Linked DNA regions of Mus musculus: regions 2 and 3 are each linked to region 1. The links are chromatin loops, found by intact Hi-C in ENCODE. Cell type or tissue: left cerebral cortex. All regions are shown on one strand. Region 1 has its middle 17 kb from the start of Mptx2. Region 2 has its middle 12 kb from the start of Mptx1. Region 3 has its middle 29 kb from the start of Mptx1.

Region 1 (8,000 bases):
GCAAGAGAGGAGGGGTGGACCAGAGGAGAGGGGAGAAAGTGAGAGGATGGGAGAGGGGAGTGAGAGGGGGAGGGGGAGGGGGAGAGGGAGGGGAGGGGGAGAGAGAAGTTCTGTTTTGGAAAAAAAAAAACTTGCCGGGTGGTGGTGGCACACGCCTTTAATCCCAGCACTTGGGAGGCAGAAACAGGCAGATTTATGAGTTCGAGGCCAACCTGGTCTACAAAGTGAGTTCCAGGACAACCAGGAGAAACCCTGTCTCGAAAAACCAACCAACCAAACAAACAAACAAACAAAAAAACAAGAACAAAAACAAAATATTAAAAACGTGCAATATTAGAAGAATTTAATAAAAAAGCTCTTTTCTAATGCTATCAAAGTTAAGATCCCCATTTGCAAAGCTTGTAATCTTTTACTACCAGTATGTAACACTGCCTCTTCTTATCAATATAAACAAACAAAAGAAAATTCCCAATAATATGAAACCAGCTCTCTCAAACAATGGGAGCCACTTTATCTTAACTATGAAGCTGAATGGGACATGGTTGTTTAATCAGCAATTCCTGTAAGTTTGCTCTTACAGTGGGGGAAAATACCAGCATTGTGCCTTCTGGCTTTTATCAACTTCATTTTGGGTATTCTCCAATGCTTACTCACATTGTCATCCCCACCCCCACTTCTGCTGGCGAGAAGGAAACAGAGAATTGGGTAGGTTATAGGAGAGAAATGGTCCTCAAAGTGTAGTGCATTGATAGAGAGATTGGTGGAAACAGGTATTTCTACTTAAGCTTAATTAGGATAAAAACCTGGGAATGAAAAAGGAGAGGACAAACATCATACCAAGAGTAATAAGGCCACTTTTTAGGGATAAGAAAGGAGACTTTATGAACAGTGATGGAAATGGGGGCATTAAATGCAAGTAGTAAGGCATAAGTCCTGTTAAAAGGACCCACTAATGACTGAGAGCTAACAGTCCACCTACAGAAAGCAAAATGAAACCAAGCAAAAATGGTGTCCTGTAGAAAAAAGAAAATGAAGGGCCCATTCCTAAGAGGCTGGTCAACATCGAGAGGCAGTGTTCTGAATGTTTGTGGGTTGAGAATTTAAAATGAATTGCTTCCCATAGCCACTTAGAATTCTTTTAGAACTGGTACCTGAACGGAAGACACCCAGCTGTTGGCATGGTCTAAATTCATTGGCCCTCTGTCTCTGCATTCCGTGTGTTACTACCTTTCTTTCCCAAGAAGATTAACTCAAACACAAGCTCTCTCTCTCTCTCTCTCTCTCTCTCTCTCTCTCTCTCTCTCTCTCTCTCTCTCTCTCTCTCTGTGTGTGTGTATTAAGGGTGTGGGGTGTGGGGGGTTGAGTGGTGTGGGGTGTTGGTGGATGGACTACAAAACATCTGCTATTGGTCACTGATGTGTCCTCCAGTACTCTAGGAAAGGTTATCCCAACCTTTGCCAAGTACGAACCTGGTTGTCCAGTGTCCTAGGATTCTTTCACAGCTTTATTCCAGATGTCAGGACCAGTCTTTGCTTTGATACACATGTAATTCCTAAAAACTGAAATCTACTATTCTTTGACTGACAGGATGATCTAAAGCTCTCTTCTAATTTTTACAAATTCACCACAACTTTTTGCTTTTATGCCCGCGTTTTGTCTTAATTTTGTGATTCCCCTTCCTCTCCTCTGCCCCTGCTTCCTGGTTATTTGTTGTTCCTTGATGTTGCATCAGTGCAGAAGAGGAACCCAGCCCACTTCCCTTGATTGCTACAGGAGAATGTCAGCAGGATAGCTTCCGTTCTTGCAAAGTTTTCTTATTTATTTTTATTAAAGTGCATTAACTGTATAAACTAAAGGGTACCATTAAATTAGCATTTCCATGCACATCCTTGTTTTAAAAAGCAGAATGTGTAGGAAGGATAGAGGAATCTTATATGGAAGCCTCATCATGAAAATTTTGACCAAATGAGCATTGGGATTTTATTGCAAGCGCCCATTGGACCACACACCTCCACAGGCTGGTATTTCTGTACTTATCTTGGTGCCATCTCTGTCTCTTCTCTGTATCCAGAGGGGCATTATAATCTAAGTCATTTTTTTCATGCATAGCAATTTGAAATATCATGGCATACTTACCCTTCTCCAAAGAATGACCCAGGTTGCATTCAACCACACAAAATGGCTTAAAAGGCCATTTTATTATGGGAAAGGCAATTTGTTTGAGCGTGAAGGGACAAATAGTAAAAAGAGTTACTCTAAATGGTGTTGTCTTCATTCCAGAACATTTTATTTGCTGTATGTCACATCAAAGAATTCTGAGACAAGGGTCTGAAATGAGATTCCAAACCCAGAGTGTTTTTTTTTTTCCTCAAGTAAAATGGGCAGAAGAGAATTTGACTTTGGTTCTTGTAAAGGCAGCTGACAAGGAATGGATTTGGGTTTTGAATACCAGAAAATGAATGTTTAGCTGGAACAAGAAATGATGGTTTCTTACAAGAGGTCTGAGCAAATGAGAAAGAAGCTTACGTTTCATTAGCTGCTCAGCAAATCTGCTCTGAGTCTAACCAGACCCCTAATGCCATAAGCTCTTCCCAGTTCATCTGAGGCTCAGACAGGTACACAGACTTAATTATAGTAGAAAGAAGCATCCTTTGCAGCAGGCCTAACCCAGAGCACTCAGATGCCCTGTTATGTCCACAGAGGGCTATTCTTTATTCCAGCTTGATGATCATTAGTTTTTAAAGCATAATAACAATTGAAAAATTGTAGCAGTTGCAGTGTGTCTGTTAGCACAGGGATCTTCCCAACTTGGCCTCTCTTCTTTCTTTTTTTCTTTTTTGATTTTTTCTTCGTAATGCCGATGTTAGGACACAGAGTCTCTGTTAACTTGACAGGTGCTCCATCACATTTAATAAATGCTATCTTAAAAGTATCATTTTATTAAAGACAAAAGAAATATAACATGTTTATAAACACTAGGCTCTGGGCTGAGAATTTTCGTGCATTATGCATTAGTTTTCATGGTAACTCTTGGATACACACACTATGCTTATCCTTGATTTTAAAGATGAGATTATTGAGAGTGAACTGGTTTTTATTTTCCCAACAGCATAACATTCTCAAGCATGGTAATCTAATATAACTTATCCAATGCTCACAGTTAATTAAACGTATCTGCCATCATGAATGTTTTCAGCTAAGTTTCAGTGCCTAGAAAAGTGCTTCCCACTTAGAATGGAAATAGAAAATGTACACTTCTCAAGTCAGAATTTCTGCCAGAGGCTCAGATCTTGATTCTGGTCGTGAGACATATCTGATGAATTTGAGCTAAGGGGCATTCTGTGGGGAAAAAACTGGTCAATAGATCCTTGTCGAATATCAGTGTGGTGAGATAAACGTAAAGACTGAAGAAACGTTCCAGATGAAGAAAAACGCACAAGAGCCATGGCAATGGCATGCAAAACAAGAGATGGGGGCTTTATTTTGCATTTCATTCAATAACAATAGAATAATTGGTGAAGTGTAAAAACAAATTTGCATTGTATTAGGCCATTTCAACAACACTAATTTCCTCATTTTGGTTATTATGGCATGATTATATGTATTTCTCAACTCTTTATCCACTATTGTTTCTCCAAGGAGATAAGTTAAATTAATCAAATGATATTTAGATGAAATTAATTTCTCTGTATATGAGAAGTTAAGTACTAAAGTGAGATTTTATTGGGTAGTATTGAACTTTAGAGGGCTACAGTCATTGCAATAACTGAGTTTTCATTTGTGTAACCTATTTCTGTCCCCTTAGGAATGACTCCAATTGAAATGCATAGTATAAGAGACTAGGCCTGCTTTTTAAGAAGTGCATACTGAAATATTCAGGAGTATAGATCTACCTCATCTTCGCTTTTCTCTAGTAGCTTAAACATGGACAGAAATATGTAGAGCATAGGACAGATGATTAGAGAGAAGAGAACAGAAAGAGAAGCATCTAAAACAAGTGTGGTCAAGTTGTAACATTCATGGATTTTATGTGAAAATCATATAATGTAAAAAGACAAATGTATACAATGAAAAAAAGAATAAAATATATAAATGACTAATTGATTTTCAACCAGCATTCTGCCTGCCACATGTGATCTCTCCATGCCCTGACTCCCAGAGGCCAACTCTGTGATTTTGGGCTTCTTGCCTTCAGAACTACAAGTTGAATAAACTTCTATTCTTACAGATTACTCAGTCTGCAATTACCAATTATATCAATGGAAAGCAGACTTAGACAGTCCTATTAAAATGAACTCCGAATGCATCAAAGGCCCAAATGTAAGCTAAAACTGCACGACTCTTAAAATTGGACACAGGAAAAAATTTCAGCACTCTATATTTGGCAGTGATTTTCAGGATGTGCACCAAATGTGCAGGCAATGAAAGAGAAAAGAGATACATTGGGCTTTACCAAGATTAAAAACTCTCAAACATCATATGAGATAAAAAATCCTATGACATTGGGATGCACATGTGTGTCCACATATATGTATGCATATATCCATAAGCATTAATATTTGACATTGAATTAAACACCTACAATACACAAAAAGCCTCCTGCAACTAAAACTAACTCTGTCTCTCTTTGTCTCTGTCTCTGTCTCTGTCTCTGTCTCTGTCTCTGTCTCTCTCTCTCTCACATACACACACATGCACATATACATAAGCATAAATAAAAAAATAAAAAAGCGAATCCAAATATCCATTAATGGGCAAAAGACTGGATAGACATGTGGTAAATATAGGAGTTACCTGGGGGAGGTACCCTCTCAGAGGGGAGGGGAGATGGGAAAGGAACTCTGAGAAGGGAGGCAGCATTTGGGATTTAAATACATAAATATGTTTTAAAGAAAAGAAAAATCAGAAATGTGGTATATAGATTTAGTGGAATAGAGGCAATCCTTAAAAAGAAAAGAAAGCTGATATATATTAAAATGTATATCTAAGGTCAAAACCACTTAAAATCATATGCTAAGTGAAACCAGTCACCCAAAAAGCACATAATTTAGGGTGCATTTATATGAAATCTGAGAATAGAAAAATAGACACGGAAAAAAGATAAAGTAGTCAAATGATTGTCAGTGAATGGGTAAAAATAAGAAAGAGAGAGCTAGCATTTAGTAGGTACACTGTTTCCGTTTGATGAAGAAATTGTCATGGAAATGGGCATGATGCTTACACAACATTGTGAATAGACTTCACACCACTGATGGAAACTTCAACTGAAAACTAAACTTCATATGAGATATATTCACCACAGCAAAAAATTACAGCATACGAGGAGATTTTTTTTGGTACTATTCCCATAACTTTCTTAGATATTTTAAAGTGACACCACAAAAAAAGTTGCAAAAAAGTTCACTAGTGTCTGATGAAATTTCCAGTATAGGTGATGAAGTCTCCTTTGAGGAGAGTGATGGTTCTCTGAGATTAATCCAAATTGCCCCAGCAAAAGCTTGTCTCCATCATATTGCCTATAAAATGCCCCATTCCTACCCCAAGGTGATCCTGGCCTTCTTCTGAACTGAAGTTCTTTTTGGACCCAGTCCTCTCGAACAACTAGATCTCTGGGACTTAGTGTTGACTCCTGCTGGTGCACAGGGACAAAAGCAAGAATATGTTAGATAGGCTTGACAATGGCTATGCCAAGCATGCAGACCAAGTCCTTCAATGTTACATGGATATAAAAGGAAGTTATTGCTCTGTTCCAATGTTATACAAGAGGCTGTAGTCATGAGTAAGGCTGCTGTATAAGATTGCTCTAGAATCAGAACACATAAATAATACCCATAGAAGAGAGATAAGGTGAAGAAATTATTCTGTCAACTTTATATTGACCATATGTTAATGTCCTAGATGTTATATGCTGGAGTTTACATAGGATTTACACTTGTGTGTTCTCCTATTTACATATGATAGAGAAATTGACAATATCTTATCATACTTGTTTGAGTGTATCAGCTCAATTCCAGGAACATAACAATGGTTGGTTTATTGAGTTTAATGAACAAAGTGTGCAGAATCCCATGTGTCCTCTATTTTTCTCACACCTGGTATCTGTGCCATTCATCGTCTTATTATAAAATACTACCTGGATGGTGGAATGTGGCTAATTATAAATAAATTTGGAGCTGATTATGTTAGACAGTGAGTAGATTCCTTCCACACTCTATTGCTCTTTTTTTAGAGGGGCAGGAATAAGAAGTAAAACATCAGGTGATGGATCTCCTCCTTCAATGTGTCATGGCTGCCCCAATTCTAGTTCATCTTCTAGCAAGAAAAGAAGGTAACATCAATATTTAATCCAATGGTGAGGCTCAACTCTAATAAACCTATTCTTTAGGCAAAGTCAGGGGTCAGTCACTACACATTCATCTGTTTTCCTTTGGTTTTAAGGAAAAATAAAACCTTCTTTGGGCCAAATATGAACACAATACACATTTCCCTATAATTTACAAGACCAAAGTGTTATCTTCTAAATGAAGGATTTTCAGATTTTTTTTTAAACAAAATGTTGCTGTGTAGCCAATGGCAGCCACATTCTTGATCTTTCTGATTCCAGGAGGACAATATGCTAGGACTGCAGGTTTATTGAATCATGCTTGATTTCCCTAAACTGAGCTAACCATAGAAAGAATTTGTTTGAGATAAATTTTTCCTACTTTTCCCATGTTTGTGTGTGTGTGCATGCATGCATGCGTGTGTGTGTGTGTGAAATATGCTACATGTATGTTCTTCTGTGGGCGTACAGGTCTATATGAGTACATGTGGAAACCAGAAATCAACCTGTTCTCTCTGCAAACTTTCAACATACAATATAGAATTTATAAAAGTCCCCCCTTAGTCCATGTAGTCATTGTATTGATAGTGCTCCTCTTCTATACATCAGGTCTGCAGTCTTAGTAGCTTATGTGGTGCAATTTTGCACACCTTGTTCAGAGCTTTTCCCTTTCCGGTCTCCCTTTGATAACCACTCTCTGTTTCTATATTTTATTTTTAAAAAGTGTCCATATGTGAGATCATGTAGTATGTTTATATGTAAACATTTTATTTAACAAGAGTCCTACAGGATGGTGAGATGACTCAGCAAACATAGTCACTTACCTCCAAACCTGACAGTCTGACTTCAGCTCCCTGCACCAACTTTGTGAAGGGAGAGAACAATTCTCTGGCAAATTGTCCTTTGACTTCCACATATATGTTGTGACACTCAGGTACACACACACACACACACACACACACACACACAGACACACACATGAAAATTATTGTGAATAGAGATAGATTTATTTTGCGTCAAACAGTATACATCGAAGGGTCTTTGCTTCTCTACCAACAGACAGTTTTCATGTTGACTATTGCAAATGATGATGTAGAACTTGAGATACCTCTTTGAGATATTGATTCTACTTCCTTTCGGTATACAGCCCAAAAGAGTCAGGTGGACCATGTGGTTGTTCTTTGAGAAACCTCTGATACAACAGAAAGCTTGTCCTACCCATATAAAAACTGGAATTGTCCTATTTGCTTAGTTTGGACTCTTATTGTCCATGTTGCCATCACCAAAATGGCATTGACAGAGTTGATATGAAAGAGCATTCTCTTATGTTGAATTTTAAATTGTAGGTGTTCTTTACATTGAAATATTTAATTGGTGTTGAGTTGATTTTTGTGCATGGTAAATAATTATGTCCAATTTTACTCTTCTACATATTCATATCCAGCTACCAACATTATTCATGATAAGATTTTTAAGGCTATTCTCAACATTAAAGATGCTTCAAGGCCTTTTTCTATCGTAATATGATTTTTAGAACATTTCAACTATTTTTCTATGCTGCCAACTGTTTCTGTTCAGGTTTGTGGTTTAGTTTGAAATCACATTTGATGAAAATGCTTTGATGAAAATGCTGTTATTTGAGAAATCTACCTTAACGGAGGAAACAGATCACTTCTGA
Region 2 (8,000 bases), 1.0 Mb before region 1:
AGCTGGAAACAACCTAGGTGTCCCACAACGGAAGAGTAGATATGAAAATGTGGTTCATTTACACAATGGAATAGTACTCAGTTATTAAGAACGAGGACATCCTGAGTTTTGCAGGTAAATGGATGCAACTTGGGTGAGAGACTCTTAGGACTCAAAGGGAGGGACCTTAAATGAAATGGCCGACAGTAGGGAGAGGGAACTTATAGAACCCATTTCCAGCAGGAAGACAGGACATCAAATGTATGTGTGTGTGTGTGTGGGGGCAGCCCACAGTCAGAACTCTGACTGGTAATTGTTCCTGTCTGAAAAAATTATATGGATGGAAATAGAGAGGAGGCTGAGGGAAAGAAGGTACAGCAACAGGCCCAAAGTTGAATCCAGCTCAAGGGGAGGACACAAGGCCTGACACTATTATTGAGACTATGGAGCACTCACAAAAAAGGACTTAGCATGATGGCATTCCGAAAGACCCAACAAGTAGCTGAAAGAATCAGATGTAGATATTTGTACCGAACCAATGGACCGAAGCAGCTGACCTCTTGTTGCTGAATTAGGGAAGGCTGAAAGAAGCCGAGGAGAAGGGCAACCCCGTAGAAAGACCAGCAGTCTTAATTAATCTGGACCTCTGAGATCTTTCAAACACTGGACCACCAAGCAGGCAGCATATACCAGCTAACATGAGGCCCCCAACACACATACAGTAGAGCATTACTGGGTCTGTGTTCATTCAGAGATGATGCACCTAACCCTCAAGAGACTGGGGGTCCCAGGGAGTTTATAGGTCAGGTGGGGTGGGGGGTGAGGGCATCCACGTGGAGAAAGGGGGTGGGGAGGAGGTATGGGTGGAATAGTTGTAGGGTGGACGCGCGCGCGCGTGCATGTGTGTGTGTGTGTGTGTGTGTGTGTGTGTGTGTGTGTGTGTGTGTGTACGCGCGCGGGGATAACATATGGATGTTAATTAATTAATTAATTAAACAAGTCTTTGCTTAAACATACCATATTTATAGGGTGAATATTTTCCATCAAGAACATAAAACCAAAGAGAAACTTTCGTTTAATAGCAAATCAATTAAGACAAATGTGTCTAGGCAAATGTTGGTATTCTGTCTAAACTCCACTCCCACAATTCCTGGCAGCAGCCAGGTAAGCTCCTCCCCACAGTTACCTGGCAACAGCCAGGTATGCTTGGCCCAGTATAAAAGGGGCTGCTTGCCCTCTCCTCTCTCTCTTACCCTCTTACACTCTTTCCTCTCTTTTGCCTCTTGCCCCCTTTTGCCCCATCTCTCTCCACTCCCTTGCCCCCTCTCTCTATGTGGTCATGGCCAGCCTCCACTTATCTACTCTCTCCTTTTCTCTGCCTCTCTCTGCTTCTACTACTCTCTTAACTCTCCTCCCCATGCCCTAAATAAAGTCTATTCTATACCATATCTGTGTGTGTCTGGTCCCTCAGGGAGAAAGGATGCCTTGGCATGGGCCCACTGAGTCATCCCTTCCCCCACACCCCACCAGAACACATTCTTATAGCTCTTTCTCTTTTTATGATCACAACATTGGTGCATCATGACTCGGATCCAGAAACTCTTCAGGTTTGCATCCCATGTCAGTCACAATCATGCTCGCTAGCCCAGATCTAGTAAGCCCTGATTCCCACTGGTCAGAGTGACCATCAGCATGGTCTCAGAGAAGAATTCATGAGCGCAGAGCTACCCTTGTGCTTTCCCTTGGGTGAGATTTCCCTCTCTTCTTTCTAGCGGCCAAGAATTCCAGGCCAGGTCTGGAAGCCCCCCAAGTGTCTCGCCCTTGGGTCAGTCTGCTATAGCTTAGAGTTTCTTCTTTCCCCTCTCTCATCTGCCACCTGCTGCTCCAGCTGGCTTGCCTGTAAAGCAAGTTTGGCTCCACTCCTGCCATGGACGCTGCTTACTGCCCTGCCTCTCTGCTCCTTGGCTCTACTCTCACTGTGGTAGAGGTGGGTCTGGCTCCAAAAAGCTGCTTTCCCACCTCTTTCTCTCTGCTTCTCTGCTGGATGCTTGGGTGCGGTGGGACACAAGGATGCTGCTAAGATACTTTGGGCCCTTACTTTCCCCGCCCACCACGGACTCTCTGCGACTTCCAGCTGCAAATAGAAAGCCCCGCCCCAACAGAGTCACAGACCCCTGTGGATGAACTGCCTTGGCTCTGACTGTGGCTGTGACTGGCCCCAGGGTGCCACAGGCACACTGGCCACTGCCCAAACTTGGTGCTGCCTTGTGGGCTATGCAGTCAAAAAGGCCCAAGTGCTTACCTATCCGTGTGCTCAGTTTATAGTTTAAGTCACAGGCTTAAACCTGCCTGGACAAACTCTTTTTCTGTCACCACTATTTTATACCACTGATGCCAGCTCTCTTATTCTGGTTCTAGCCATATGCATCTTTGCTAAAGTTAGCTAAGGATTTCATTTCTATCCTGTCTCAATATGATTTTTACTACGGTCATTAAATTCTATTCTCCTATAACCAATCTATATAGTGCTCAATCTTGTCAGAAGTTTGTTAACGGTTAAGTTTATGACTGACAGAATTCCCGAAAGCCTCTAAGGTTTCTCCCATAAAGTCTCAGAAGATGTGGACACAGCTACAGGATGCCGCCTGGATGGTGATATGATAATCAGTGAAATACGCAGTGAGCAAAACTGGGTACTCTGAGTCAAATGACTTAACTAAGCCAAGGTAAACCATTTCTCATGTTCACATGTATCCGTTCCACAGAGAAAAAGCCCTGCATCTTCTATGCTTCAAAGCTAGACTGACAGTCCAAGTTGCCATGGAGACCATGGAGAGCACAGAGAACTGTTGGTTAGTGGACTCTGTCATTTTTTAAATAATATATAACTGGTATATAACTGCTAGATTTTTGTTTATTTCCCCGACTTCTGACTACATTGACAGCTAAGACAGTAGCTAGAAAATAAGCTTTACAGGTGTAATCTGTTTTCTCCTTACCTAAACCCCGTTTCCATTAATTAAATCTTCATCCTCTTCTTGCTATGCCACTGTCCTAATATTATCTGAATTATTATAAATTTGCCTAACTCTGATGAAACATTCCACTATATGATTCAACATTTTAATCTTCTGCTCCACAACAGGCTCATCTTAAAGACTACTCGTGTTGCTAACTCATGTTATCTTTTTTATAAATTTATAAGCTGTAGGAAGCCTATTCAGATCTACTTCTTATGGACCGAATAGATTCCATCCAGATAAGTACATCTGTCCAAAGTTCCCACTTGTTACCAATTCCAAACGGTGGGATTCCTCTGAGTTTCAAATGTACATCTTAAAATTTTTTTCTTTCTCCCAAACATACTTAATCTTATTCTCTACCTTTAATAATGTGTTCCAACATCTCAAGTCCAGGTGCTTGCTACATCTAGGACAGCTCCAGAGAAGCAACTTCCAGAGGCTCCAATCTTCTCTCACAGACACACGCTCCTACTGGACCTGTTGCTTCTGACTTATCCTCAGATGGCTCCACAGACCCTGGACAGCAAGGACAGCAAACTCTAAGACTGTACAAACATCCCCCATCCTTCTAGGTTCCCCAGAGACACCATCACCAGATATCACAATGACCTTATTCCTACTTCATCACCTTTTTCTAATTTTTTTTTATTAAATGAAAACAGGGGAATGTTGGTATTCACTCCACTCCCACAGTTCCTAGCAGCAGCCAGGTATGCTCCTCCCACCCCCACCCCTCCCCAGTCACCTGACAACAGCCAGGTAGGCTTGGCTTAGTATAAAAGGGGCTGCATGGCCCCTCCTTTCTCTCTTACCCTTTTACACTCTTGCCTTTCTCTTGCCTCTTGCCCCCTTCCGCCCCCTCTCTCTCCATCCCCTTACCCCCTCTCTCTATGTGGTCATGACTGGACTCCTCTTTCTACTCCCTCCTTTCTGTCTCTTTCTGCTTCTACTACTCTCTTAACTCCCCTTCCCATGCCCTAAATAAAGTCTATTCTATACTATACCTGTGTGTGTCTGGTCCCTCAGGGGGAAGAGATGCCTTGGCATCGGCCTGCTGAGGTGCCCCATTCCCCCACATCCAGCCAGAACATATTCTTATAGCCCTTTCTCTTTTTATGATCACAACAGCAAATACTTATGATTTAATTTATAATTTGTTAACTTTATCATTTGTAAATTTAAACGTTTTGTAATTGTTATAGTTACTTTTAAAGGTAATCTTCATGTCACTTTTCTAATTTCCTCATTAACTTATTTAAGTTCAATATGAGTGTTTCTTTGATCCATAGTTTAATTAGTGATTAATTTCACGTGTACATAGTGTGAAAACTATATATGACTAAGAACAAAAAGAATATGATGTTCAATATCACCACTCATTTAGCAATGCTAGTACCCACAAGTGCCTGTCATGGATAGCCCTGTTCAGACAGTGTGCAATTAAAGAGCTTTTCTAAGTTCAAGTCTTAACAAGGTCAAGAATCAGCGAGTGTTACCTTTGGTTCCACTTGAAGCACATGGCTAAACCATGGACAATGTCAGGCTTCTATTGAGCGATCAGTCTTTCACATTCCCACATTGTCCCAAGATCCGGAAATTCAGCATCAGAGATATGGTGACGGTGAACCTGCTGCCCACTCCTTGGTCTGACATTGCTATCCTGTCTCCATCTACATGGACGTGAACAGACAGGGCAGAGCACAGACACTGAAGCTCGGGGCTGTTCATTTTACTAGAATTTCATTTTTTAAATTTAGTTTCTGTGAGCTGCTTAGTGTAGATAGATGGTAAATGAACCTCTCTGCTTAGGATGACTGTAGCTGCTGAGAATCCTCTCACTCTCTGTTCATTAGCAGGGGTAACATAGAACGATTCTGAGTAGTCAGGTATGAAAAGAGAAGGAGGAGACGTAAACTATATTGGTGCTTATGAAGGAAGAATTAGAGTCTGCATGGAAAGAGGAAGTAGAAAATGGAGGAAATGCCTTTGAACATTAGAGATCATTAAGACCAGAGAAAAGAAGCTGTTTTAGCTGTTGGGTGAGAATACCATTGCTTTTTATTAAGAGATTGCAGTGGTGTGAGGCCTATGTGCTGGAGGGAAAGACTCTTCAAAGCAAACAGCCTCCACTAGGCTCTTTCTAACTGTGTGACCTTCAGGGTCTCACACACTCCTGTGAGCCTCAGTTGTTTGTAAAATAGAAATGGAATAACTAGTTACAGACTTGTTATAAATATTGCATGACATTTACTGCAATGTTACATCATTCAAATGCTAAAAAATATTAGAAGTTAAAATAAAAATGTTCAAATAAAAAAAAAAAAACAAAAACATTCTACCTCCAGCTCAGAAGTGATCTATTTCCTCCCTTAATGTAGATTTCTCAAATAACAGCATTTTCATCAAATGTGATTTCAAACTAAATCACAAACCTGAACAGAAACAATTGGCAGCATAGAAAAATAGTTGAAATGTCTAAAAATTATATTTATTTATATTTATTATATTTATGATAGGAAAAGGCCGTGAAGCATCTTAAAATCTTATCATGTCTGTAGCTGGGTATGAATATGTAGAAGAATGAAATTGGACATAATCATTTACCATACACAAAAATAAACTCAACACCAAATAAAGATTTCAATGTATAGACCAATAATATTAAATACCTACAATTAAAAAATCAAAATAAGAGAAATCTCTTTTGTATCAACTCTGTCAATGCCATTTTGGCAATGGCAACATGGACAATAAGAGCCCAAACTAAGCAAATGGTACAACTCCTGTTTTTATATGGGTAGGACAAGCTTTCCATTGTATTGGAGGTGTTTCAAAGAACAATCACATGGTCCACCTGACTCTTTTGGGCTGTATACCCAAAGGAAGTAAAATCAACATCTCAAAGAGGTATCTCAAGTTCTACATCATCATTCACAATAGTCAACATGAAAACTGTCTGTTGACAAAGAAGTGAAGACCCTGCGATGTATACTGCTTGACCCAAAATAAATCTATCTCTATTCACAATAATATGGATACATTTATTTTAAAGCATTATTATTGTGTGTGTGTGTGTGCATGCGTGTGTTTACTTGAGTGTCACAACATATATGTGGAAGTCAAAGGACAATTTGCCAGAGAATTGTTTTCTCCTTCCACAGAGTTGGTGCAAGGGGCTGAAGTCAGACTGTCAGGTTTGGAGGTAAGTGACTATGTTTGCTGAGCCATCCCACCATCCTGTAGGACTCTTGTTAAATAAAATATTTACATATAAACATACTACATGATCTCACATATGGATACTTTTTAAAAAATAAAATATAGAAACAGAGAGTGGTTATCAAAGGGAGACCGGAAAGGGAAAAGCTCTGAACAAGGTGTGCAAAATTGCACCACATAAGCTACTAAGACTGCAGGCCTGATGTATAGAAGAGGAGCACTATCAATACAATGACTACATGGACTAAGGGGGGAATTTTATAAATTCTATATTGTATGTTGAAAGTTTGCAGAGAGAACAGGTTGATTTCTGGTTTTCACATGTACCCATATAGACCTGTAGGCCCACAGAAGAGCATATATATTGCATATTATCACACACACACACACACACACACACACACACACACACACACACACACACACACACACACAATCACAGGGTAAAAGTAGGAAAAATTTGTCTCAAACAAATTCTTTCTATGGTTAGCTCAGTTTAGGGAAATCAAGCATGATTCAACAAACCTGCAGTCCTAGCACGTTGTCCTCCTGGAATCAGAAAGATCAAGAATGTGGCTGCCATTGGCTACACAGTAACATTTTGTTTCAAAAAAAAATCTGAAAATCCTTCATTTAGAAGACAACACTTTGGTTTTGTAAATTATAGGGAAAAGTGTATTGTGTTCATATTTGGCCCAAAGAAGGTTTTATTTTTCCTTAAAACCAAAGGAAAACTGATGAATGTGTAGTGACTGACCCCTGACTTTGACTAAAGAATAGGTTTATTAGAGTTGAGCCTCACCATTGGATTAAATATTGATGTTACCTTCTTTTCTTGCTAGGAGATGAACAAGAATTGGGGCAGCCATGACACATTGAAGAAGGAGATCCATCAACTGACATTTTACTTCTTATTCCTGCCCCTCTAAAAAAAGAGCAATAGCATCTGGAAGGAATCTACTCACTGTCTAACATAATCAGCTCCAAATTTATTTATAATTAGCCACATTCCACCATCCAGGTAGTATTTTATAATAAGAAGATGAATGGCACAGATACCAGGTGTGAGAGAAACAGAGGACAGATGGGATTCTGCACGCTTTGTTCATTAAACTCAATAAACCAACCATTGTTATGTTCCTGCAATTGAGCTGATACACTCAAACAAATATGATAAGATGTTACCTTAAAATACCCTCAATTTCTCTATCATGTGTAAATAGGAGAACACACAAGTGTAAATCCTATGTAAACTCCAGCATATAACATAATAGGACATTAACATATGGTCAATATAAAGTTGACAGGATAATTTCTTCACCTTATCTCTCTTCTATGGGTATTATTTATGTGTTCTGGTTCTAGAGAAATTTTATACAACAGCCTTCATCATGGCTACAGCCTCTTGTACAGTACTGGAACAGAGCAATAAACTCCTTTTATATTCGCATAACATTGAAGGACTTGGTCTGCATGCTTGGCATAGCCATTGTCAAGCCTATCTAACATATTTTTTTGCTTCAGTCCCTGTGCACCAGCAGGAGTCAACACTTAGTCCCAAAGAACTAGTAGTTCAAGAGGACTGGGTCATCAAAAGAACTTCAGTTGAGAAGAAGGCCAGGATCACCTTGCGTTAGGAATGGGGCATTTTATAGGCAATATGATGGAGACAAGCTTTTGCTGGGGCAATTTGGATTAATCTCAGAGACCCATCACTCTCCTCAAAGGAGACTTCATCACCTATACTGGAAATTTCATCAGACACTAGTGAACTTTCTT
Region 3 (8,000 bases), 1.0 Mb before region 1:
CTGTCAAGTTAGCTGAGACTCTGTGTCCTAACACCAGTATTACAAAGAAAAAGTCAAAAAAGAAGAAAAGGAAGAAGCGAGGCCAAGTTGGGAAGATCCCTGTGCACTGCAAATTCTAAAATTTTTCAATTGTTATTATGCTTTAAAAACTAATGATCATCAAGCTGGAATAAAGAATAGCCCTCTGTGGACATAACAGGGCATCTGAGTGTTCTGGATTAGGCCAGCTGCGAAGGATGCTTCTTTCTACTATAATTAAGTCTGTGTACCTGTCTGAGCCTCAGATGAACTGGGAAGAGCTTATGGCATTAGGGGTCTGGTTAGACTCAGAGCAGATTTGCTGAGCAGCTAATGAAACTTAAGCTTCTTTCTCATTTGCTCAGACCTCTTGTAAGAAACCATCATTTCTCGTTCCAGCTAAACATTCATTTTCTGGTATTCAAAACCCAAATCCACTCCTTGTCAGCTGCCTTTACAAGAACCAAAGTCAAATTCTCTTCTGCCCATTTTACTTGAGAAAAAACCAAAACAAAACAAAACAAAAAAGCACTCTGGGTTTGGAATCTCATTTCAGACCCTTGTCTCAGAATTCTTTGATGTGACATACAGCAAATAAAATGTTCTGGAATGAAGACAACACCATTTAGAGTAACTCTTTTTACTATTTGTCCCTTCAACTCAAACAAATTGCCTTTCCCATAATAAAATGGCCTTTTAAGCCATTTTGTGTGGTTGAATGCAACCTGGGTCATTCTTTGGAGAGGGGTAAGTATGCCAAGATATTACAAATTGAAAAAAAATGACTTAGATTATAATGCCCCTCTGGAAACAGAAAAGAGACAGAGATGGTACCGAGATAAGTAAGGAAATGCCAGCTTATGGAGGTGAGTGGTAGAATGGCCGCTTGCAATAAAATCAGTGATCTCATAATTTGGTAAAGAGTTGACCAATGCTCATTTGGTCAAATTTGGCAGGATGAGGTTTCCATATAAGATTCCTCCATCTTTCCTACACATTCTGCTTTTAAAACAATGTTGTGCATGGAAGTGTTAATTTAATCGTATCCTTTAGTTTGTACAGTTAATGCACTCTAATAAAAATAAATAAAACTTTGCAAGAACGGAAGCTATCCTGCTGACATTCTTCTGTAGCAATCAAGGGAAATGGCCTGGATTCCTCTTTGGCACTGATGCAAGATCAAGGAATGACAAACATCCCTGAAGCAGGGGCAGAGGAGAGGAATGGGAATCACAAAATTAAAACAAAATGCAGGCACAAAAGCAAAAAGTTGTGGTGAAATTGTAAAAATTAGAAGAGAGCTTTAGATCACCCTGTCAGTAAAAGAAAAGCAGATTTCAGTTGGTTTTAAGGAATTACATGTGTATCAAAGCAAAGACTGGTCCTCACGTCTGGAATAAAGCTGTGAAAGAATCCTAGGACACCGGACAACCAGTGTTTGGCAAAGGTTGGGATAACCTTTCCCTAGAATACTGGGGACATCAGTGACCAATAGCAGGAGATATTTTGTAGTTCATCCACCAATGCCCCACACTCCTCAATCCCCACCCCACCCCCTCACACACACTGCTGTCTTGTGTTTGCGTTAATTTTCTTGGGAAAGAAAGATAGTAAGCTATGGAATGCAGAGACAGAGGGCCAATGAATGTAGACCATGCCAACAGCTGGGTGACTTCCGTTCAGGTACCAGTTCTAAAAGAATTCTAAGTGGCTCTGGGAAGCAATTCATTTTAAATTCTCAACCCACAAACATTCAGAACACTGCCTCTCGATGTTGGCCAGCCTCTTAGGAGTGGGCCCTTCATTTTCTTTTTTTCTACAGGACACCATTTTTGCTTGGTTTCATTTTGCTTTCTGTAGGTGGACTGTTAGCTCTCAATCATTAGTGGGTCCTTTTAACCGGACTTATGCCTTGCAACCTGCATTTAATGCCCCCACTTCCATCACTGTTCATAAAGTCTCCTTTCTTATCCCTAAAAAGTGTCCTTGTTACTGTTGGTATGATGATTGTCCACTCCTTTTTCATTCCCAGGTTTTTATCCTAATTAAGGCTTAAGTAGAAATACCTGTTCCCACCAATCTCTCTATCAATGAACTACACTTTGAGGACCATTTCTCTCCTATAACCTACCCAATTCTCTGTTTCCTTCTCACCAGCAGAAGTGGGGGTGGGGATAACAATGTGAGTAAGCATTGGAGAATACCCCAAAAGAAGCTGATGCAAGCCAGAAGGCACAATGCTGGTATTTCCCCCCACTGTAAGAGTAAACTTACAGGACTTGGTGATTAAACAACCATGTCCCATTCAGCTTCATAGTTAAGATAAAGTAGCTCCCATTGTTTGAGAGAGCTGGTTTTATATTACTGGGAATTTTCTTTTGTTTGTTTATATTGATAAGAAGAGGCAGGTGTTACATACTGGTAGTAAAAGATTACAAGTTTTGCAAATAGGGATCTAACTTTAATAGCATTATAAAAGAGCTTTTTTAAAGTGATATTGCACGTTTTAAAGTTTGGTTCTTTTTTCCAAAACAGTCTCTCTCTCTCTCTCTCTCTCTCTCTCTCTCTCTCTCTCTCTCTCTCTCTCTCTCTCTCTCTCTCTCTCTCTCTTTCTCTCTCTCTCTCTCTCCCTCTCCATCTCTCCCCCTTTCCTCCTCTTTCCCTCACCCCTCTCCCCTTCTCTCCCCCCTCTCCCTTCCTCCATATCCACCCCCTGTCTTGTCTTTTTCAAGATAGGGTTTCTCTTTGTATGTCTGGCAGTCCTGGAATTCACTCTATAGACCCAGGATGACTTTGAACTCAGAGACCTATCAACCTCTGTCTTCTGAGTGCTTGCCTCTTGAGTGCTAGGATTAGAGGTATGAATTGTGTTTCTTATGTAACTCCTGACCTAAGAAAAACTTCTAAGCAAATGTTAGCAAACTTAATTGGAGTTGTTCTAAGCAAAAGCAATGAAAATTGGCATCTATTCAGCTGACCTTTGAAAATATCATATCTTAGGGAAAGATATTTTTTTTCACCAGACAAAACTTCTAGGCACTGGAGTCACTTAGAATAATTACTTTTGAGGCTCGGATGGTGCTTTGCTCAAAGCTTGTGTCAGCTATCCAGAACCTCAAAATGAGTCAATTTTCTTTATTGAATACTCTAGCAGATATAATTTTGAGAAGGTTTTAACAAAGAGATTTGTACTACATTTAGGTGGGGACTAAAGCTATCGATGTAGGACCTCTTACAAGACAGAGAAGAGAGTAAATACACTCAGGAAAAAAAAAAGCATGTGAAACTGAGGATAGAGATCAATGTATTCACATAGACAGCACATCCAGGACTTTCTGTGGAAGTAGGACCATCCATGCACACAGATTTCAGCTTCTCACCCATGGAGCCGTGAGAGAAAACATTTCAAGCCATCAAACTGTGGTAACTTGTTGTGATCAATTTAGAAAATGAATCAATTTTCTTTATAGAATACTCTAGCAATACTTTTATATTTAAGGAAATTAAATAAAGCTGACTAAAGCATGGAGGACTTCATTGATGATTTGAGGTTAGCTAGGGGTGGTTCCAGATATACTGGCTCTTTGGGAGGTTCTTCTTGGTTTAGAAGGCATGTGTGACAAGTTTAAATGAGACAATATAATTGTGTCCCCAAGCTTTCCATACTATTTTCAAAACAAGTGCAAGACATCAGACTATGTAAAATGTTCTGTGCACAGACTTCTGAGAAAGTCAGGGCCACAAGTTACTATCTATATAATTTTTGAACAAGGTAACTTTGCCTAGTGAATCTGGCCCAGTGTATGCTTCTGTGTTTCAACACTTCTCCAAATTCGGCTGGCTAGATTCCTCCTGATCTGAATAGCAAACAAAAATGTCAAGCCTTGAATCCTAGTGATCACCAGAAACTCCCTAGGGATAGCCACATCATAAAGTAATCTCATTTTTTTCTGCCTTGTCTGACTTTTAATTGAACAGTTATATGATCGTGTTTTGCCTTCTCTGATAACATACAAACTACACTTCTGTTATAAATGGTTTAGTGGCTGACAACAGAATTTGTAACGGATATGTTTACTAGCCTAAGTCCACCTTCAAATGACACTGTACCATTTCAAAGCCAGTGTTGTGCCTGCCAACTTAAATATTGATAATTTCTCTTTTCCATCTCGAGATATTGCTGACACTTTTGCAGTAATGTGCTATAGCCTCCTAATATGTGTACTATTATTATGTTAAGTTGATCTTTTAGATTGGTCAAAAATAAGGAAAATACTTTATTTGAATCTCAGTTGATAACTCATAATTTCCATTATACCTGAAGAAATGTTTTTAAAATCACTTTCAAGGACAATCTCTTGTTCAGTGTGTGTGTGTGTGTGTGTGTGTGTGTGTGTGTGTGTGTGTGTGGGTGGGTGTGATATGTATCATTTATGCACATGCATGGAAGTTATAAGCCCTTCTGTACTTCTGAGTCTGCACAGAGGTCGGAGCAGGATATCTTTTGTCTTATTCTCTTTCTCCACCTTATCTCCTTGAGACAAAGTCTCTCACTGAACCTGGAGCTGAAAGGGGTTTTCACATACAGGCTGGCCTGAAAGCTCAGATCTCCCTGTCTCTGTGGTCACAGGCATGATGCTACCATGCCCAGCTTTTACCTGACTGTTAGAACCAACCCCAGGTCCTCATACTTCTCCTGCTTGCAGAGCAAGCACTCTTACTGAGCCATCTCGCAGTCCCGTGCACATTTGTTTTAAGAAGTGTTTACCTCTCATCTTTAAAGTGTTGGGGTGTTGTTGTTGTTTTGTTTGGGAGGGTTGTTGTTCTTGTTTTGTTTGTTTTTGTGGTTTGTTTGTTTCCTTGTTATAGGTAGGTAACTTTCTTCTTTCAGAACTTAAGTATTTTTTTCTGACTCTCTTCCTTATATGGTTCCTAATGAGGTCTATTTTAATATCATCTTCCTATATGGGCAAGGTGTTTTCTCTTGCTTTCACTCAAGATTTCTCCTTGTCTTTGAGGTCTTGCAGGTGGAATTCCATACTTGCCTAGTTGTAAACACTTTGGTAGTTGCCGTGCTTGGTGTTCTCTGAGGTTAGTGAATTATGTAGTTTACAAGGAACCTTGGGAAATTCCATTTTATTTCTTCAAATTTCCATTTTGATTTTTCTTCTCCTACTGGTCTTCCAATTATACATATGTTACACCTTTTGAAATTGGCCCACAGTTCTCAAATGTACATCTTTCTTTCTCTCTCTTTTTGCTTTTGGGTTTTTTTCTTTTTGCATCTCCTTGTAGAAATGTTAGTCTATTTCATGATTCATGCTAACTGCTGCTTTTTCTAGTCACATACAGTCTATTCAATGAGACCAATAAGCATTCAGTTTTCCACCTCTGCTACCTATCCTAAAACCAGTAACCTGGAAACTATAATATATACACAGAGGACCTGATGCAGACTTGTGCAGTCCTGGTGAATGCTGCCCCAATCTCTGTGAATACTGCCCTAGTCTCTGAGTTCATATGAAATTTGCATATGCCGATTTAGAGGGCTTCCTTTCCTTGGTTTCCTCCATTTCCCCTGGCTCTAACACTCTTTCCACCTCCTCTCCTGTAGGGTTCTGTTCAGGATACTTTAGTGGTCTGGGTATTTTATGCTTCCATGTAAATTGTAAGTTTTTTGTCTTTTAGTTTCTATTTCACTGAAGAATGTCATGGGATCTCAATCAATCTATAAATTACTATTGATAGAACGTCATTTTCACAATATTAAATATACCACTGCTTGAGAATTGGGGGATTTTCCATATTCTAACATCTTCCTCGGTTTCTTTCATTGGAGATTTAAAGCTTTCACTGTATGAATCTCTACTTGGATATATTTATTCCTAAATGTTTTATTTAATTTTTTTGAGTCATTTGGGAATGGGATTCTTTCCATGATTTCTTTCTTATTGTGTTTGATACTAGTATATAGACAGGCTGGAGTTAGGAATGAAAAAATTCTAGAGATGGGGATAGTAGAACACAGGTGCTATAAATGGGGAAAAGAAAAACAGGGACAGGAGATTTGCCTGGGGAGGAGGGTGGAAGGGTAAAAGGAAGAGAGAGGAAATGAGGATGATATAGCATTATGAATGTTTGAAGAGCCATAAGAAAACCTACTATTTTCTAGCCTTTCTTAAATACACTTAATATACATACTTTTCTTTTTAATATAATATTTTATCCTTTAAGAATTTTATACAAGGTATTTTGAGCATATTTACTTACAACAAACTCTTCTCAAATACATTCTCATATCTTTACCACCATGTTCAACTAAACATTTTCTTACAAAGACATTTATTTATGTATTTAGTATATTGTATGTACCCTCATGACTTTATGTCCAATACATCAGTTCACGAACCTACAGACGTCAGAGGGCATCGTATCTCCTAGAACTGTAGTTACAGGCACGTGTAAGCTTCCTGATGTGTACTGGGATATGAACTTGAGTCCCCTATAAAACTACCACCGTTTTGTATGATTTAAGTAAATAAGTAGAGGAAACACTACACCCTATGAGGCTAGAGCCAGCAAGAAGGAACTTGATCAACACAAATACAAGTTCTGTAAGTTTTCACTTACATGTGGAATTAAAAAAAAATGGATAGAAACAGAGGAGTGGTTATCAGAGCCTGGGAAACAGAGTCTTGGTAAAATGTTGGTCAATAATAATAATAATTCTTCAGTTAGAAGAAACAGTTGAAAATATTTGAGAGGGTGGACACTTCAATGAGCTCATTTAATTCATATTATACGTATCTATCATATCCTCATTTTGTGTCCTATAAGTATATACAATTGTACCACACCAACATCCAATAAAAATGAAACTGAGTGATGGATACTCCCTATATTATCAGAATTAACCAAGGATTTAAGATGAAATACACAAAATGAAATATCTCCATTGCAAAGACTTTATAGAAAGAAGTGCCAGTTAAGAGGTAATTACAGAACCACATAGAAATATTTAGTACAGTCTAGGGGAGCCAAGAAAAGTTCTTGTGGCATGTAGTACTCCAACTGAGAAGTATATGGAAGGAGGGAATGGATCAGAAGGGCATGTGCAGTGGGTCACTGTTCCATGACAAAGGGCTAACTTGAATGGAATCCCAGAAGGATATGGCAATGTTTGGAAAACAAAGTAGCCTGTGTAGTGTCTTAAGGAGAAGTTAGCAGACTGTCTGACGTGTACAGGATGATGAGCAGGGGGAAGGGTCAGCATGAATATAGAAGGCCAATGCCTCACAGTGTGCAGAGTCCAGTTTATTAAGACATATTAGTCATGTCAATAAGTGTGAACTTTATCCTACTTGACTGTGAGGAAAGACACTGGAAGCTTTCAACTGTGGAAATGACACAACACAGTGACATTTTGTAAATATCACTCTGGTAACAGTTGGAAGAAGAAGCTTAACCCCTGACACGAAGTGACTAGTTATTGAGCTGTCCCCGTAATCCAAGTAAGAGATGATGGAGCGATAAGAAAGAAGAAAAGAGAACGGAGAAAGAAACGTTTAGGAAGTGGAATTGCTAGGTATCAGGATTGTGGATAGTGACTGAGAGGACTAAGTAACATTTGGTGACAAACTTGCATCAGCAATCCTTCCCTGATTTAATCAAAATAGCTCGGGGTGACAGTATTTGGGAACTGAAATACAGCAGCAGCAATGAGGAAGACCTTCCTTAAATGAGAACAAGAGCTGTGGCATTCTTAAGCCTTGCATAGAGATCTGGATAGCATCCCAATGTGGGGAGCAACCAGAAGAGTACAGAATACGCACCTGCAGTGGGTTCTTTGCACCAAAGAAGGTTCTACACACACAAATAAAAGTTTAATTGAGGATGGAAGTGGAACATAATAAAGGGACAGTCCTCAGTTAGCTTCTGCTACAGTGGGTATGGATATTCTGGGGAGACCTGATGTTCTACAA

What was found. Peaks named below come from ENCODE experiments on the same cell type or tissue, not always from the same donor. Only the 100,000 strongest peaks of a DNase experiment are listed, where the experiment ranks them.
Region 2: it touches region 1 in a loop (8-fold over the local background); 13 of 42 quality-filtered maps call a loop at or near these places.
Region 3: it touches region 1 in a loop (9-fold over the local background); 15 of 42 quality-filtered maps call a loop at or near these places.

What each region holds. Positions count from the first base shown.
Region 1 is chr1:173,290,451-173,298,450 of GRCm38, reverse strand. No RefSeq gene overlaps it. Among named protein-coding and RNA genes, the nearest start is that of Mptx2, 17 kb to the right of the region's middle. In left cerebral cortex, no CTCF peak of the experiment used is centred here; a DNase peak (open chromatin) is centred at 4,395.
Region 2 is chr1:174,314,464-174,322,463 of GRCm38, reverse strand. No RefSeq gene overlaps it. Among named protein-coding and RNA genes, the nearest start is that of Mptx1, 12 kb to the left of the region's middle. In left cerebral cortex, no CTCF peak of the experiment used is centred here; no DNase peak of the experiment used is centred here.
Region 3 is chr1:174,297,733-174,305,732 of GRCm38, reverse strand. No RefSeq gene overlaps it. Among named protein-coding and RNA genes, the nearest start is that of Mptx1, 29 kb to the left of the region's middle. In left cerebral cortex, no CTCF peak of the experiment used is centred here; no DNase peak of the experiment used is centred here.